2 separate regions of the Homo sapiens genome follow, and region 1 is linked to region 2. A link is a loop called in an ENCODE intact Hi-C map of the cell type or tissue named here. Cell type or tissue: tibial artery. All regions are shown on one strand.

Region 1 (8,000 bases), 540 kb before region 2:
TACATGCATCTTTCCCTGTTCACACATGACCCTTTCTTACTCATATTGTATTCCCTACCAATGAGCACGGAGCTCGGAGTAGTTTATTGTGTAAAAAGAATGGATTTCCCCCATTTTGCATGTTTAGATTACACATGATAATTCTCCAAGGGAGCAGGAAATCAGACGCTTGAAGCTCAGTGAGAATTTTAATGAAAATGTCAGTTGAGACTTATAGCAAATCTACCTTTGAGCTGCCAGTATTCCCAACATTAGTGACATCATCATGTTGAGCCCCGTTGGTAAGGAGGTAACTGGGAAGGAGTTTGAACAAGTAAAAATATCTATGGGCACAAGCTATTTTGAAGCCTATTTACTTGTTAGCCACCTCTCATTATTCTATGGTTGCCACACCATTTCCACAGTCCTCATCCAATCACAGATAGTACAAGGGGATTCATTAGCTGCTTGAAGCAGGACTGTCAGAGACAGAACTTGTCACATCATAATTCCTGCTAAAGCTGGACATGGTTGCTTACACCTGTAATCTCAGCACTTTGCGAGGCTATAGTAGGAGAAATGTTTGAGGACAAGAGTTCAAGACAAGCCTGGGCAATATAGCGAGACCACATCTCTACAAAAGATTTTAAAAATTAGCTGGGTGTGGTGGCATGCCTGCAGTCCCAGCTACTCATGGGGCTGAGGTGGGAGGATTGCTTGAACCCAGGAGGTTGGGGTTGCAGTGAGCTCTGATTATGCCACTACATTCCAGTATGGGCGACAGAGTGAGACCCTGTTTGAGAACTTTAAATAATTTCCTGGTAAGTGCTCTGCGCTGTGGAGTGTAGGTGGGGGAAAATAAAAAAGTAAAAAACTTGTTCCCTATATTTGGGGAAGGGAGATCATGAATGTGTCCACAAAAGGCACCAATTGATGTTTGTCAATTGACGGGCAAGATATAATTAGAAGATAAACTAGGGCTATATTATGAAGCACTGGATGCTGTTTTACAGGCAGCAAAAGCTGCAGGTGTTTTTCAAGGTCTCTTGACCTTGATGTTGAAGGTCTCCTTGATGTTGAAGGAGTACATGGGTCCTACTAGCTTGTGTCTGCTTATCATAGTCCAGGCCACAAATGAGGATGAAGCAAAAGAGAATCCAAAAATTACCAGATGTTAATGGCTACAGAAAGAAAGAAAAAGAATCAGAAAATGACCCTGCCAAGTGCTCAAAGTTCTCTACTGCCTATCAAAGGGCTTGCCGTATGCTGAGAAACACCTTCAGAACGAGTGTCCATCCTGTCTTTTTAGCAGCTTCTGCTCAGAAGGTGGGGCAGAAGTGGCCTGGAGGAGTGAAGAAGTGACCAGGGAAATATATCTGGGACCAGTCTGTGCACTTCTGCTCTCCAGGTTTGAGAACTGCTGTCACTGATTACTGTTGCGTGAGTCCTTACTGAAAAAAGTCATGATGGGGACACCACAGGCAGATGTGTGCCCATGCCAAAGACCAATGGTGCCAAGTTCTCTTGCTCCCCAGACATGGCTGATTCAGAAGCTTTGTCAAGTGGACGTCATTGCCTGCACCCACATCATAAGCAGCACAACTTAGGAGCGGGCAGCTGGCTGCAGCTCTGATGAGATGTAACCATGACCAATTTCTGAAGAAAGACATGAAAACTTTAAATCAAGCTATAAACGGTGATGGCCCTTCCTTCCATGAATTCTATTTGTGGTGATTTCATTTGGTCTTAAGCATCAAGCAAATGGCAACTTAAAAAAATAATAATTTTACTTTTTGTAGAGATAGGGTCTCACTATGTTACCCAGGCTGGTTTCAAACTCCTGGCCTCAAGCGATCCTCCCTCCTCAGCCTCTTAAGCTGGGAGGATTACAGGTGTGAGCCACAGCACCTGGCCCAAAATGCAGTTTCTTGGTGAAGTTTAAGTCTGGGTATCTCCTTATTTACTGGTCAAAATTTTCAGCTGAATTTTTTGTTTTGTTTTTAGCTTTCCACACATTTATGTCTTGGCTCACTAGTCTAATTTAATACGCAGGCCATGGTGTTTCCAGAGCAGGGGCCCATGTAGTTCACTGTACATAACAAACGTGTGCAAAACATCTGTAGCTGGACTGACTTAGCAAGTTTTTAGCCTTTTAGATCGTAGCAAGACATGAATATTTATTAACTATCATCTCATATAGAAGCCATCTTCACATAGCTCCAATTGCACACAAAAAGTCCTTTACAGCTATGTTTAGCTAGCTTTCGATCTCTGAATCTCTCAAGGGTTTCTTACATTCCCATTTGTTTGGCCAGAATCTTCTTTCACCTTTTATGCCGAGGTAGAACCTGTGTCTCCAAAGACAAATAAGGAATTTAATTCTGTGGCTTTTTTTTTTTCCTAGTGATGAGAAATGGCACTATTTGTCAGATCTACTGTCCACCAAAGCCCATGCCCTTCTCCAACACGGGGACCCAGGGAGAAGCAGGGAAGGTGAATCCTTGCTCTGAATACCAACTGTAAACACAAATTCACCCTGGAACTCAGAACCTAAACCTTGGTTTTATCTTTATCTTTTTTTTTTTTTTTTTTTTTGAGATAAGGTCTCACTCTGTTGCCCAGGCTGGAATGCAGTGGTGCAATCATAGTTAACTGTAATCTCAGCTAGTTGGGAGGACAGGGCCAGGAGTTCAAGACCAGCCTGAGTGAAATAGTGAGACTCTGTGTCTTAATTTTTATTTTTAGACAAAGTAAAACAAAGATGTTAGTAGCATCTGATGTTAATAATATTTGTGACCACATCCAATTAGCTAATTTGTTTCTGATTAGCTGCTTACATTAGCCATGTCACCTTAAATAACTTAGGTTTTTACCTCTTTCTAACATAAGCTTAGCAGCAGTATACCTTTAGATAAGTCACTTACAGTTTCACTTGAAAGGGCTCAAAAGTATAATTGAAGATGGAATTAGACACACCGGGTCCAAAAAATTATGTACCCAACAGTCAGCTTTTGTGAGTTGGTGCCTCCCCAGCCCTGTCATCCATATTTTAAAATGTCGACTGTGTGCACCAGGTTCATCATCCAAGCTGCTCTGGAAGTTGTCTCTGCTGGTGACAGTAAAGTCGACCCACCCTGTCCTCCCCACTGCCTGGTGAAAATGCAGACTATCAGTTCTGTGGCACTGTCACCAGCACATTGCGGCCTTCTTTATTTAGGTGCAATGCTGGTAAGCAAAGTGCATCCCTCGATCACATTTCCCCACTGCTTTTATCTGCCTGCAACACCTAAATGTTCATGGCCAAAAAGAGAGTGAAGACTTGAAGTTCCCTGGGGTCCTCAGAACCCAGAGAACAGGCACCTCCAACAGATTATCACTTGGCTTTATTGGTCCACGTATCCAAAAAGGTTAGATATTAAACTATTTCCCAGCATTATCAATGCAGGAGCCTTGCTCTCTCTTCCTGCTTAACAGAGATATAACAACAGATTCAGAAATGTCTGGTGGGGCCAGCTCTTGGGTTTATTTTTTTAAAAAGATTTTGGGGCAGATCTGTGCTCTGAGGATAAAGCTAACTACACTAAAAACAAGTCCTTCTCGGGATTGCCTGTGTCCCTTCCCTTCTCCACACCTTCCAGAGACTTTCACGTTCAGAAAGAAAGTCAGGCTTTTTTAAACAAACAAACAAACAAACAGTAGATGTTTCAAGCTAGCCCTACACCGTTCCAGCTCTCTCCCCACTGTCCTTTTTATCCCCCGACTCCTGGCTCCTAGTCAATGACAAAAGCTCTCCAGGTGTATTTATGATGGGTTATCTATTGTTGAACTTATAATTGCACTAATCCCTTGGCTAGGGGCTGCTCTGCTCTGATGATCACAAAGGTGACTGGGTAGGAGTAGGGAGGACAGTGCCTCATCCAGGAACAGTATATTTATTTATAGAATAGGCCTTTTCCTCTCCTTCCTAGAGTCATCTGTTAATGCAGCAGTTGCCATATCCTCAAACACTCCCTTTGGGAGATATGATGGGGGCCCAGGGCTCCACAGTTAAAGGTCAAAGTTCTCAGAGTCAGGGCACCAAAAGACTCCTCTCCCCATCTCCACAGGACAAACCCTGGTCCAGGGCTTGGGCAAGGAGTGAAAATGAAGGCAATTTGCATAAAGCTGGAAGAGCACTCTTGAATCCACAAGGCCTGCTTAAGCTCAGAACTATTTGGCCCATGATTATATGCTGCTCTGTGTAACTGATTATTTCTTGTGTTCAAGTTCTGACTCAGCCAGATAGCAATTCAGTTGTGAGTACAGAGCTGGGTACAAAATTAATTCTCAGAAAGCCCTTGTGGATTCTCAGATGTGGATTCTTATAAGTGACTATTATTAGTATTAACATATGTTTTTTGAAGACGGTGGTGATTGATGATAATGATGATGATGATTGATGATGATGATGACTGGTGATGGTGGCCGAATCCTATTGGAGGAAGAAACCTTGTGTCTTTTTTATTTATTTTCTCCCTCTTCCCAGAAAGTACAGTGCAAATAGATTTATAAAAACCATTTGCTAGATTATCAAATAAAACATAATTATAACCATTCCATGTCTGTCACATGAAACCTTTTTTTGTTGTTTGAGACAGGGTCTAGCTCTGTTGCCCAGGCTGGAGTGCCATGGCATGATCTCAGCTCGCTGCAACCCCCACCTGTTCCTGGGTTCAAGCAATCCTCCCACCTTAGCCTCCTAAATAACTAAGACTACAGGCATGCACCACCATGCCTGGCTAAATTTTTTATTTTTTGTAGAGATGGGGCTTCACCATGTTGCCCAGGCTGGTCTTGAACTCCTGGGCTCAAGCAATCCACCTACCTCAGCCTCACAAAATGCTAGGATTTCAGGTGTGAGCCACTGCACTCAGCCTCTCACATGAACATCTAAGTTGCTTGTTGGTGACTTTGATTAGGCTTGATGCTTTTCTCTTTCTTAAACAAAACAAAAATAAAATATTAGGAGCCTGGTGATCAGTTCTCCATATAGCTCATCCGAGTTTGTGCTACCACAAGGTAGTGGTTCTCAAACTATAAGTACCTGGGTGGTTACAATAAATCCCCGAGTACCTGGGATTACAGGCATGTGCAACCATACCTGGCTAATTGTTTGTATTTTTAGTAGAGATGGGGTTTCTCCATGTTGGTCAGGCTGGTCTTGAACTCCCGACCTCAGGTGATTGCCCACCTTGGCCTCCCAAAGTGCTGTGATTACAGGCATGAGCCACCACGCTTGGCTGTGGAGCTAGCTAGGTTCGGGCAAACTGGCTCACACGTGTAATCTCAGCACTTTGGGGGGCCGAGGTGGGAGGATCACTCAAGGCCAGGAGTTTGAGACCAGCCTGGGCAATATAGTGAGATCCCATCTCTGCAAAGTGAGAGCCTGTCACTATGCTGGGTATGGTGGTGCCCCTGTGGTCCCAGATACTTGGGAGGCTGAAGTAGGAGGATAACTTGAGCCCAAGAGCTGGAGGCCAGAGTGAGCCATGATCACACTACTGCACTCCAGCCTGGGCAACAGAGTGAGATCCTGCCTCTAAAACAACAACAACAAAAAACCCACTATAGCTGGGCCTTAGTGTTTCTGGTCCTAGTTTTCAAGAAGATGAGACCTTAAAGTTCTCACGCAATGCTGCTGCTCCTAGTGATCTGGAGCCACACTTGGAGAACCGCTGCCCCAGGGTGTGTTAGCAATGTCTCAGGTTCTCCTACCTGGAACTTTATTTGTGGGTTTAAGAAAAGTCCAGGAAATGGACTCACAACTCTGTGTAAAGAGACCTGTAGGGAGGCCCCTCAGATAATTCTTCTCAGAGGATTGCTGCCCCCATCTCAGCAAGGGCCCACTTTCTCTAGAATTTAGAGATTGTGTGAGACAAAGGTTGCTGAGAGATTTTAATTTGGGGCAACCAAACGTGGGGATCCTGTTCTGATTTGTTTAGACTCACCTCTCCACTCATCTATTCTCCTCCCTCCAGTCCCAGGTGATTTTTCTAAATCAGAAACCAGATCATCCCAGTCTCCTGTTCAGATGCCTGTGATGGCTCATGGTTACTCTACAGCTTGACCCCTGCCTGGCTCTTCGAATTTACCTCCTGTTACTCCCGACCTCCCAGCATTCCCTCCCTCGCCTCACTCCTCTGCACGTGGTTTCCTTGGATGTAGAGTGTCTTTCCTGTTCCCTCTCACCCGCATCCTATCCACAGGGCTGTCTTCCCACAGATCTCCAAGGAAAGTATACCTTCCTTGTCTCCCCTCTGCTGGCTGCCATGGCCACAGCCTGAACCCCCGACAACCCTCACGACCAGAGATGTTGTGGCATTGGTGGTTTGCTGTCAGACTACCCTGCTGGGCTATGGAGGGACGGGGACTGGTCTATTGAATTCCTGATATTCAGCATGCTGCTGGGACTGCAGAAGGAGCTTGGTAAAGGTTTACTCAATAAATGGAAACTGCTGAAGACTCAGTGGTAACCAACCACACACTTCATCAGTCATTACTCATGTTATCAGAAAGAAGTCCTGATCTAGACCCCAAGAGAGGGTTTTTGGGTCTTGTGCATGAAAGAGTTCAAGGAGAATCCCATAGAGTAAAGTGAATGCAAATTTATTAAGAAAGTAAACGAATAAAGAATGGCTACTCCATACGCAGAGCAGCCCTCAGGGCTGCTGGTTGCCCATTTTCATGGTTATTTCTTGATTATATGCTAAACTAGGGATGGATTATTCATTCCTCCCCTTTTTAGACCATATAGGCTAACTTCCTGATGTTGCCATGGTATTTGTAAACTGTCATGGAACTGGTGGGAGTGTAGTAGTGAGGATGACCAGAGATTACTTTTGCCATCATCTTGGTTTTGGTGGGTTTTAGCCAGCTTCTTTACTGCAACCTGTTTTATCAGCAAGGTCTTTAAGACCTGTATCATATGCTGACCTCCTATCTCATCCTGTGACTAAGAATGCCTAAACCTCCTGGGAATGCAGCCCAGCAGGTCTCAGCCTTATTTTACCAAGCCCCTATTCAAGATGGAGTTGCTCGGGTTCAAACACCTCTGACACTTGGGAGATTTTGGACACAAAACAACAGGGAAAAAGTTGCATAGGAGTGTGTTGCAAGTAAAGATGAGAGGCAGGGATGGAGAGGGGGTGGGTGGGATGACCAGTGTTCCCGTTAAGTCACCTGCAGTAAATGAACTCCCTTGGCTTTTGTTGTCCTAAAGCAGTGGTCTCCAACCCCTGAGTGGCAGACTGGCCTGTTAGGAACCAGGCTGCACAGCAGGAGGTAAGCAGCAGGTGAGCAAGCATTACTGCCTGAGCTCCACCTCCTGTCAAATCAGCGTCTGTATCAGATTCTCACTGAAGCATAAACTATATTATGAACTGCTCCTGAAAGGGATCTAGGTTGTGCACTGCGTATGAGAATCTAATGCCCAATGATCTGAGGTAGAACAGTTTCATCCCAAAACCATTCCCCCTGTATCCCCCAGTCTGTGGGAAAATTGTCTTCCATGGAACTGGTCCCTGGTGCCAAAAAGGTTGGGGACTGCTATACTAAAGTGCAGTGACAAAGGTGTGCCCAGGAGCAAACAAAGGAAGCTCTAGAGGTAGAATTTGAGGCACTGGCTTTGGGGGAGGGGGAGAAAGTTGAAGGTTTTGCAGAAAGAAAGAATCTTCCGAAATGACAGTATCTTTAAGAGTTGCCTACCTGCCAGCTCCTTAGTCCCTAGGTCCTCAGGTCCCCAAGTCCCCTCTTCTCTCCTAACTAGGTAGGAGCACCTTTCTTGTTCCCTTTTGATTTGATGGCCTTAGACAGTGACAAGTTGCTTAGAGTTCCAGATTTTGCATGATGCCTAGGAAAACAAGGCATCTTATTCTGCACTTCATATGTAAATCAACTTCAATTCTGGAGCTATTTTTATATTTATGAAGTTGACTTTCAGACCATAGCATCAAGCTTATAATAAAAGCACTGGACTGGGAATC
Region 2 (8,000 bases):
TTAAAAGTTACAAAGAAAGAATAATTTTCCCACAGTCATGGAAGAAGTAAATAGCTGGACTTAGGGTCAAATCTAAGCATGCTTGAGTCTTAGAGTCCATTCCCCCTCTTAATAAGCTTCAACACCTTTCAACTCATTATCGATATATATAATTCCCACAGAATATAATACCACACTCATTATCTTGCCTAGGTTTTATTTCTATAAGACTTTTATAAAATTTGTATAGACTTATCTGGAATTTGACTTCTCTTAGGAAAACCATTTTTGAAAGAACAAGAACACAAAGGTTAGGTGACGGGAGACAGGCTTAGTTACAGGCAGATGGCGTGTTTACACAGTACCCTTTATCTTCCCTATTACCACTACAGAACAGCTGTTTATCTGTTTCCCCCAGATTAATGTTAGCAATGGATCAGATGCAGTTGTCCTGCAAGGTGCCTGACCTCAGGATGTAATAAAAGTAAATAACTAAGTTTAGAAGGAGGCTTACTTCTCAATGATATCAGGCTGGAACGATAGACAGCCCTTTGTCTCTCTAGGCCTTACTCTGGCTACATTCATGACTGAATTATTCCATGTTTGTAGACTCCTCACAGCACAATATGGAGCTGTCCATCATTGCTAATTGTCAGTGAAGTTTCTCTTCACTGCTTGGGCAGCCTTAAAGTGTGAACCCAACTGTGGCTTCAATATTTGCAATCGATTCCCTTCTCCTCAGTTTGATTGCAATTATATTCATTGAACACAGTCCACCAAGGATTTGAAAATAAATTTCATACTGAAATTTGAAAGATCTTGCAAAATGTATAGAAATATTACCTAAGACAGATATTGGAAAAGAGCAATGATGTAGATCCATTGAATGAGGCAAAATGGTTTGCCCTCTTACCAGCTATGGTAACTTAGTCTCTTTAAATGTCAGTTTCTTTCTTTTTCCAGTGATGACAATAATGATACCTATTGTGATGTTGAAGAGTAAATGCCATTATTTATCAAATATATCTAACACTGTATCTGAGACAGGAAAAGGAAGTCCTCCTTAAAAATAGATTATCAAAAATATTAAATAAAATTATTTAAATATATTGTATATGGTTTGTTGCTATTTATCATTTTTACATTATTTATTCAGTTATTTAAAATATAGCTTAACATTTTATTGCATGGAATTGAGAAAACCATCCTGATGGAATAGTGTGATAAAAACCACTACAATTGCTAGCATCAAAAGCCCTAAATTTGAGTCCCAGATTTACCACTGTGGTTCCTTATAAAAGTCATGTACCCTCTTGTGCTTCCATTCTATCATCTTATCTTGGGTATCTTAGGATCTGCCATATGCTTCACAGTGTTATGAAAATTACTTGGCACTTTCCAAGTAGATTATTCTGTGGTGTATTCAATTTCAGCCTTTTTCTGAACAGACTCGAAGTCCCAAGTGACCTGAGAGAAGAAATATGGCTATGTCTTTAACTCTAAGATAAATAAGAGGGTAAAAGCTCAGACAACAGGGCAATTTTCCATGGCCCATAAAAGAAGGCAAGTCCTTCAGGCTGGCAATTCAGAGTCAGGCCCTAGGGTTGATTTCTTTTCTTCTTGGAGCACATTGACAATAGCCACAGATGGAGTTCATGGACCAAAAGGCAGCTCACAGAAGCAGGGAGGTGACCATGTCTGTTCAGAGTGTGGCTGGCTGTGAGGAACCAGGCTTCATCCTGAGATGATGGCCCAAGATAGCCATCACAGCTGCAGACTTCACAGAACATTAGCTTCAGAAGTCACTTTTTAGGTCACACACAAAACCCATCTCTTTTATGGCCACACAGCACAGGCTGGCTCCCAAGCTCCCACTTTTAGCCTCAGAAAATCACCTGCCACCATGCCTTCTTAGGCAGTAGCTCTGCAGCCCTTCAGGTGGGACCTGCTAGGACAGGTATAACTTTGGCCACCTGCATTGCATAAACGTCCCTTTTGCTTGACCTTGTTTCATCATTAACCCTTTTCCTCTCATTTTGACCTTCACCCTCAGGTTTGATGACTCCTGCTATTTAGGGCCCTGCATATATTCTTCTCTTGTCTTTGAGCCACACTAAGTTTCTAGAGTTTTCAACGTTGCTATTTCTGTGACAGTACTGAAAACGAGAATGTATCATCTCCTATGTGTTACATATGATACAACACACAAGAGGCAACTGGAACCCCAAAAAGTTAAAGAAAGTATCTTATTAATGCTTTGGGCATAAAATATGTAGGCTATATCTATATTTTTCCTGTTAAAATAATTGGAGAGAACACAAGTATGCACGTCAGGGCTCTTTTAAAGAGAAGTTTTCTTGGCATGTGCATTATCACATACATCCTCCTTAGAGAGCTGGGGATAAAGAACAAATTTAACTTACAGAGTGATGGCAAATGATATTCAGCTGGCTTAAACATCCTTAAATACATTACTATAGTTCATGACTACATCTACTATTATGTAATCAAAAGAGTGTCAAGATTTTTCATACCATTATGGCAGAGATCAGTAAACTACGATTCATGAGCCAAATTTTGATTGCCACCTATTTTTGTAAATAAAGTTTTATTAGAACATGGCCATAATCATTTGTCTTCATATTGTCTGTGGTGTGCTTGCATTGCAATGACAGAGTTGAGTAACTGTCACAGAGACCATATGTCTTGGAAAGCCAAACTATCTAGCCTTTTACAAAGTTTGCCTTATGGCAAAGAGAACATATAGGATCCAAACTATGGCAATGTGTCCAACTATGACCTGTTAGAGTAACTTTTTTCTGTTAACTATCTGAGACACAAAGGAGCTCAGTGTGTTTATTAAAAACCATATGAGACTTTTTTTGTTCTAGATATTTGACTTACTACAATTCTTCGACCTGATTTAAACATTTCCCAAGACATGAAATACAATTAAACAAACAAATCCCAACTTGGAAACAGAACTGAATCCTTGCTTATACAGACGATGTTCCATGATCATCATGATAAAGGTAGATTGTCATCATCCTGCTCACTCTTGGAAGGAACTAGCAGCATGATGCCAATGAACAGTGCAGAATGACCTTGGTTACACCAAAATGACCTTTGAAAGTGGTTCATCTAGAGTTCAGAATTGTTGCCCTGCGAATATTTCTTTCAGTAGAGTTTAACTATGTTGTTATTTCTCTCTCTTTCTCATGTGACTAAGTTCTTGGAGAAGAGGGACTATATTTTGTTTTGGTTTTTTTCTCAGTTGCCTCAACAGCTAGTACAATGTCTGACACTTAGTAGATCCACAGTTAGTGTTCATTGAACTGAATTGAATAAGTAGTGTTTTCCAAATATATATAACACTATCCATTGGCTATAGTTACAGGCATTCTGAATCACTTATCCCTCGCCGGCTCACACTTTGGAGGCTGAAAAATCTCACTACTGCTTTATCAACATCTCCTGCAGCTAGAGAGGGCCACATGACAGTTTAGTTAGTGATACATAAGCAACTACTGATTATGGAGTTTCTGGAAGTCTCCTGTGTATCTGATAACAGGAGCAGACACAAATGACAGTGTCTCTTTCCATCTTTTTCTTGCCTTAAACATGGAAGCGATGCCTACTGCTAGGAAAGCTAATTTGTGAATATAAGACAATTAGCCAATATATTGTGAAGAGTAGAGTAGAAAGGTAAACAGAGTTTGGGTGTTTATAAGGAGTCCCTCCACTAGCCTCAGACTGTTTATATCCAGATTTCTTGTTTCATTAGAAATGTAAAACCCTATTTGTTTAAGCCTTTGTTAGTTTGAATATCTGTTACTTCTGGCTAAAAATATACCTAATTGTCTCAACAATATTTGTGGAAAGAACATCAACCTGGAGATCAATTAAAATAACAATTCTCACAAACTATTCCTATAAAAAATCTTGGGGCTGGGCATGGTGGCTCACGCCTATAATCCTAACACTTTGGGAGGCCGAGGCTGGTGGATCACTTGAGGTCTGGAGTTTGGGACCAGCCTGGTCAACATGGTGAAACCCCATCTCTACTAAAAATACAAAAATTAGTCAGGCATGGTGGCAAGCGCCTGTAATCCCAGCTATTTGGGAGGCTGAGGCAGGAGAATCACTTGAACCCGGGGGGAGGCAGAGGTTGCAGTGAGCCAAGATCACGCCATTGCTCTCCAGCCTGGGTGACAAAAGTGAAACTTCTTCATTAACTAGAAAAGCCTCATTCTAGAAGGGCATCTTTGCAGGAAGATAGTGGAGAAGAGAAATTAAATTGTTAATCATCTACTACATTCCAGGGACTCTACTTAGTCTTTTGTTTTTCTAATGTCATTAAATCCACACATTGACACTCTTAGGTGGTATCATTAATTCATAGATGATACGATGTGTTGAGAGGTTAAGAACTTTGTTTAAAAGGCATAAATCTAGGAAGCAACAAAAGTGCAATTCAAAGCAAGTTCTTTATAACTCTGAAATCCATATTGATTCTAAAATATTGTGCTACTTTTTAAAGAAATGAACTTTGGCTAATTTCTAGACTGTCCATGAATATTAGAGAAGCAAACTCAAATAAAACATTCCCTGGAAAGAAAAATAAATCCCCTTTCCAGAAATCAGATATAGGCTTTTCAATCCAGGGCACTCAAACTTCCACCTCTCAGATTTGACTGTTATTATTAAATAAAGGCATCTTCATTTTTTTTCTAATAGGACTCTCAAAACCCAGGGAGTCACCAAGCCTTGATGTACAATACAGAATAGAATACAGAAGCTAGAAAGCCTTATATGTATCTCTTTGTTATATACCAAGAAAGTGAAACCATAGCTGTGCCTTCTCATTCAGCAATGATGCTGCTGTGTACTCAATTGTGTCCCTCCTAAATTCATATGCTGAAGCCCTAATTCCTATTGTGATGGTATTTGGAGATAGGGCCTTTGGGTAGTACTTAGGTTTAGTTGAGGTCATAAGGGTGGGAACCCATGATGGGATTAGTGCCATTATAAAAAGAGACACCAGAGAGCTTACTCTCTTACTCTCTCCTCACCAAGTGAAGACAGAGAGAGAAAGGGGCCATCTATAAGACAGGATGAAAGCCCTCACTGGGGTTCAATGGAGCTGGTGCTCTGATCTGCTACCTCTAGCCTCCAGAACTGTGAGCAAATAAACTGTTGTTTAAGCCAGATAGTCTATGGTATTTTGTTATGGCAGCCTGAAATGATTCAGAAAGATTTTCTGCAGGACTAATGGGTATATCTTTTCTACTTCCCTTTTTCAGTCAACAGAACAGATGAAGAGAACTCAGAATTACAAAATTTGTTTCCAACTCCACTACACCCATTTTTGGAAGATCTGTTTTGAATCCACGTTTCCAAGGATGATTTAGAAAAAGACAGCAAACTGAACAAAGCCCTGAGGAAATATTAACAAGTACAACCTTTCCCTGGAAGCAATACACATTTTCCTGGTGCCTGTTTATTGTCACCTTTATCTCCTTACTTGGGCTTGACAGCAAGTGGTGAACCAGGATTTATCTTGTTGAGGCTCAAAGCTTTAGTGGTGTTGTCATTCGCCAGTAGCTCTGGTTCCTCTCAGCAAAAACAGTGGAAAACACTTTTAATTGTAAAATACATTATGTTTAACTTCCACTAAAAAAAAAAGATGGTGAAGGAAAAAGTTTTTTGTGTTTTTATTTTGTAGATCAAAACCTAGTATTTATTTTGGAAAGATGGGTACAGTTATTTTTTCCCCATGTTTGTTCTATTCCCTTTAAGCTTCTAAAGGAACAAACAAAAAATAGCTTAACTGAAACTAACAAAGGATGATGAAACACTTTTAAGTCTTCAAAAAGGTAATATTGGATACTTGCAATTGCTAGCAATATTTGGAGTTAAGGGATAATGTTTAAAACTCAACTGAACTTTCTTTACAGTTGTAAGGATTTCTAAGAGTGAGATTCTAGGCCCTAGAATATTACCTTGGTTCGATAGACATCATTGTTACCTACATTTTACAAACAGAAAAAGCGAAGATGAAGAAATTTGTGTTACTTGGGCCTGGTCACATTCCTAGCACCTGATGTGTTCAGGCTACAACCAAAGATTTTGGGCTCCAATTCTAATGTTCCTTTCAATTTACTACATTGTCTAGTAAGAGTGGATTTGCTGGTGGTTGCAGAGGTAAGAATAATGACAAGCATGTTTTGAGCACTTACACAATGAACAGGGTCTCTATTAGACTCTAGGGGTAAAAACAAGAAATGAAGACCGTTCTGTGCAAGCAGATCCAAGTACATATTTACTAAAAATGAAAGAGCATGACTATGGTTCAGTCCAACATTATTTTTGAACATCTAATCTGGCAAAGTTGATTTGCTCTTGGAGTAGCTTATATAGAACGGAAACATGTCAGGATCAGAGAGAGTCCTAGGGGTTATCTTTCTCAAATACTCATCCAGTACCTGCATGCCCTTCATCAAGTGTTCAACCTCGCTTCCACCTGAAAATGTTAGGTGCAAATAACTCCCTCTTTGTTCAGAAGCTGATTTAATCTCTGGCAAACTCTGCCTGAAATAATTTTTTTATTAGTGTGCATTCCACAGTCAGATTTCTAGAATGAAATATTAGCCCCATCAATTACTTATTGTGTTGCTTGGGGCAAAATTACTTGACCTGTCTATTCTTCAGTTTTCTCACGGGCAAAATAGAGATAATAATAGTATTTCATTTATAGTATTGTTTTGTGGATTAAATTATTAAACACATGAATAGCATTCACAACACTGTGCATCATATAGTAAGTGTGCATCATGGCACTTACACACATACATATATAATCTTTTTTTTTTTTTTGAGATGGAGTCTCGCACTGTCACCTGGGCTGGAGTGCAGTGGCATGATCTTGGCTCACTGCAACCTTCACCTCCCAGATTTAAGCGATTCTCCTTGCCTCAGCCTCCCAAGTAGATGGATTACAGGTGCCCAGCACCATGCCTGGCTAATTTTGTATTTTTAGTAGAGACAGGTTTCACTATGTTGGCCAGGCTGCTCTGGAACTCCTGACGTCGTGATCCTCCCACCTTAGCCTCCCAAAGTGCTAGGATTACAGATGTGAGCCACCATGCCTGGCCTATAATCTTTACTATAATAAAATAAAAAATATGTCTATTAGTTATAGTAATAATCATTATAATACTTCTAGTAGTAATTGAAGATTTTTTTTCACTACGGCTACAAGTCTGGTTTTTGTCAGTCCTACTCTACTGTACCTACATAGAGCAAGGGTAATAATTCTTTTATTTGAAAGTTCCTTTCTCCTCCCACAGATCTTTTTTTTTTCTTGGTGGTGTACCTTACAGCCTCAATATATCAAATGATTTTGTCTCCCCTTGGGATCTTTTAGAAAAACTTGCTGTCACAATTTTCATTTACAACGAAGTAGAAAAGTAGGATAAAAGCTTAATTTATCACTCATGTGTTTGATGATCCAAAAATCGTTGTTGATCATTAAACACCTTGAATATAAAGAGGGATGAGAATATGTACTATTGCACCATTCCTTATTTCTCTACATACATTCCCTCTTTTTGTCATTTGTACAATCTGTTCTAGTCAAACAAAACCTGTTTCAGCTTCTAGAATATAAGTTACACTCTTTCTTATCTTCAGGCCTTTGGAAAACCTTAGGCATCTCTTCTCCTTTTCTCTTGTTCTCTACCTTTAAAAGGAAGTCTCTGATAGTTCCAAAACAGGTTAGGTGTTTCTCCCTGTGCATTTAAGTACTTATTGCACTTTATTTTAATTGCTTGGCTTTTTTCCCCCTGTATCTCTTCCTAGATTCCTTGGATGCTAAATTCTGTGAAGGCATTGACTGTGTCTGTTTCCAAGTACCCACAGTAAATAAACGAGAATAGTTACTTAGAATATCAGCAAATCAGTATATGTTGGAATTAAGGTATTAACACACACGTACACAGACCACCCAACTGAGTATGCCA

The links. Hi-C counts contacts between places; a loop is a spot of excess contacts. Peaks named below come from ENCODE experiments on the same cell type or tissue, not always from the same donor. Only the 100,000 strongest peaks of a DNase experiment are listed, where the experiment ranks them.
Region 1: it touches region 2 in a loop (16-fold over the local background); 1 of 110 quality-filtered maps calls a loop at or near these places.

Annotation. Positions count from the first base shown.
Region 1 is chr10:37,549,297-37,557,296 of GRCh38, reverse strand. No RefSeq gene overlaps it. Among named protein-coding and RNA genes, the nearest start is that of LINC00993, 240 kb to the right of the region's middle. In tibial artery, no CTCF peak of the experiment used is centred here; a DNase peak (open chromatin) is centred at 3,171.
Region 2 is chr10:37,013,192-37,021,191 of GRCh38, reverse strand. No RefSeq gene overlaps it. Among named protein-coding and RNA genes, the nearest start is that of ANKRD30A, 110 kb to the left of the region's middle. In tibial artery, no CTCF peak of the experiment used is centred here; no DNase peak of the experiment used is centred here.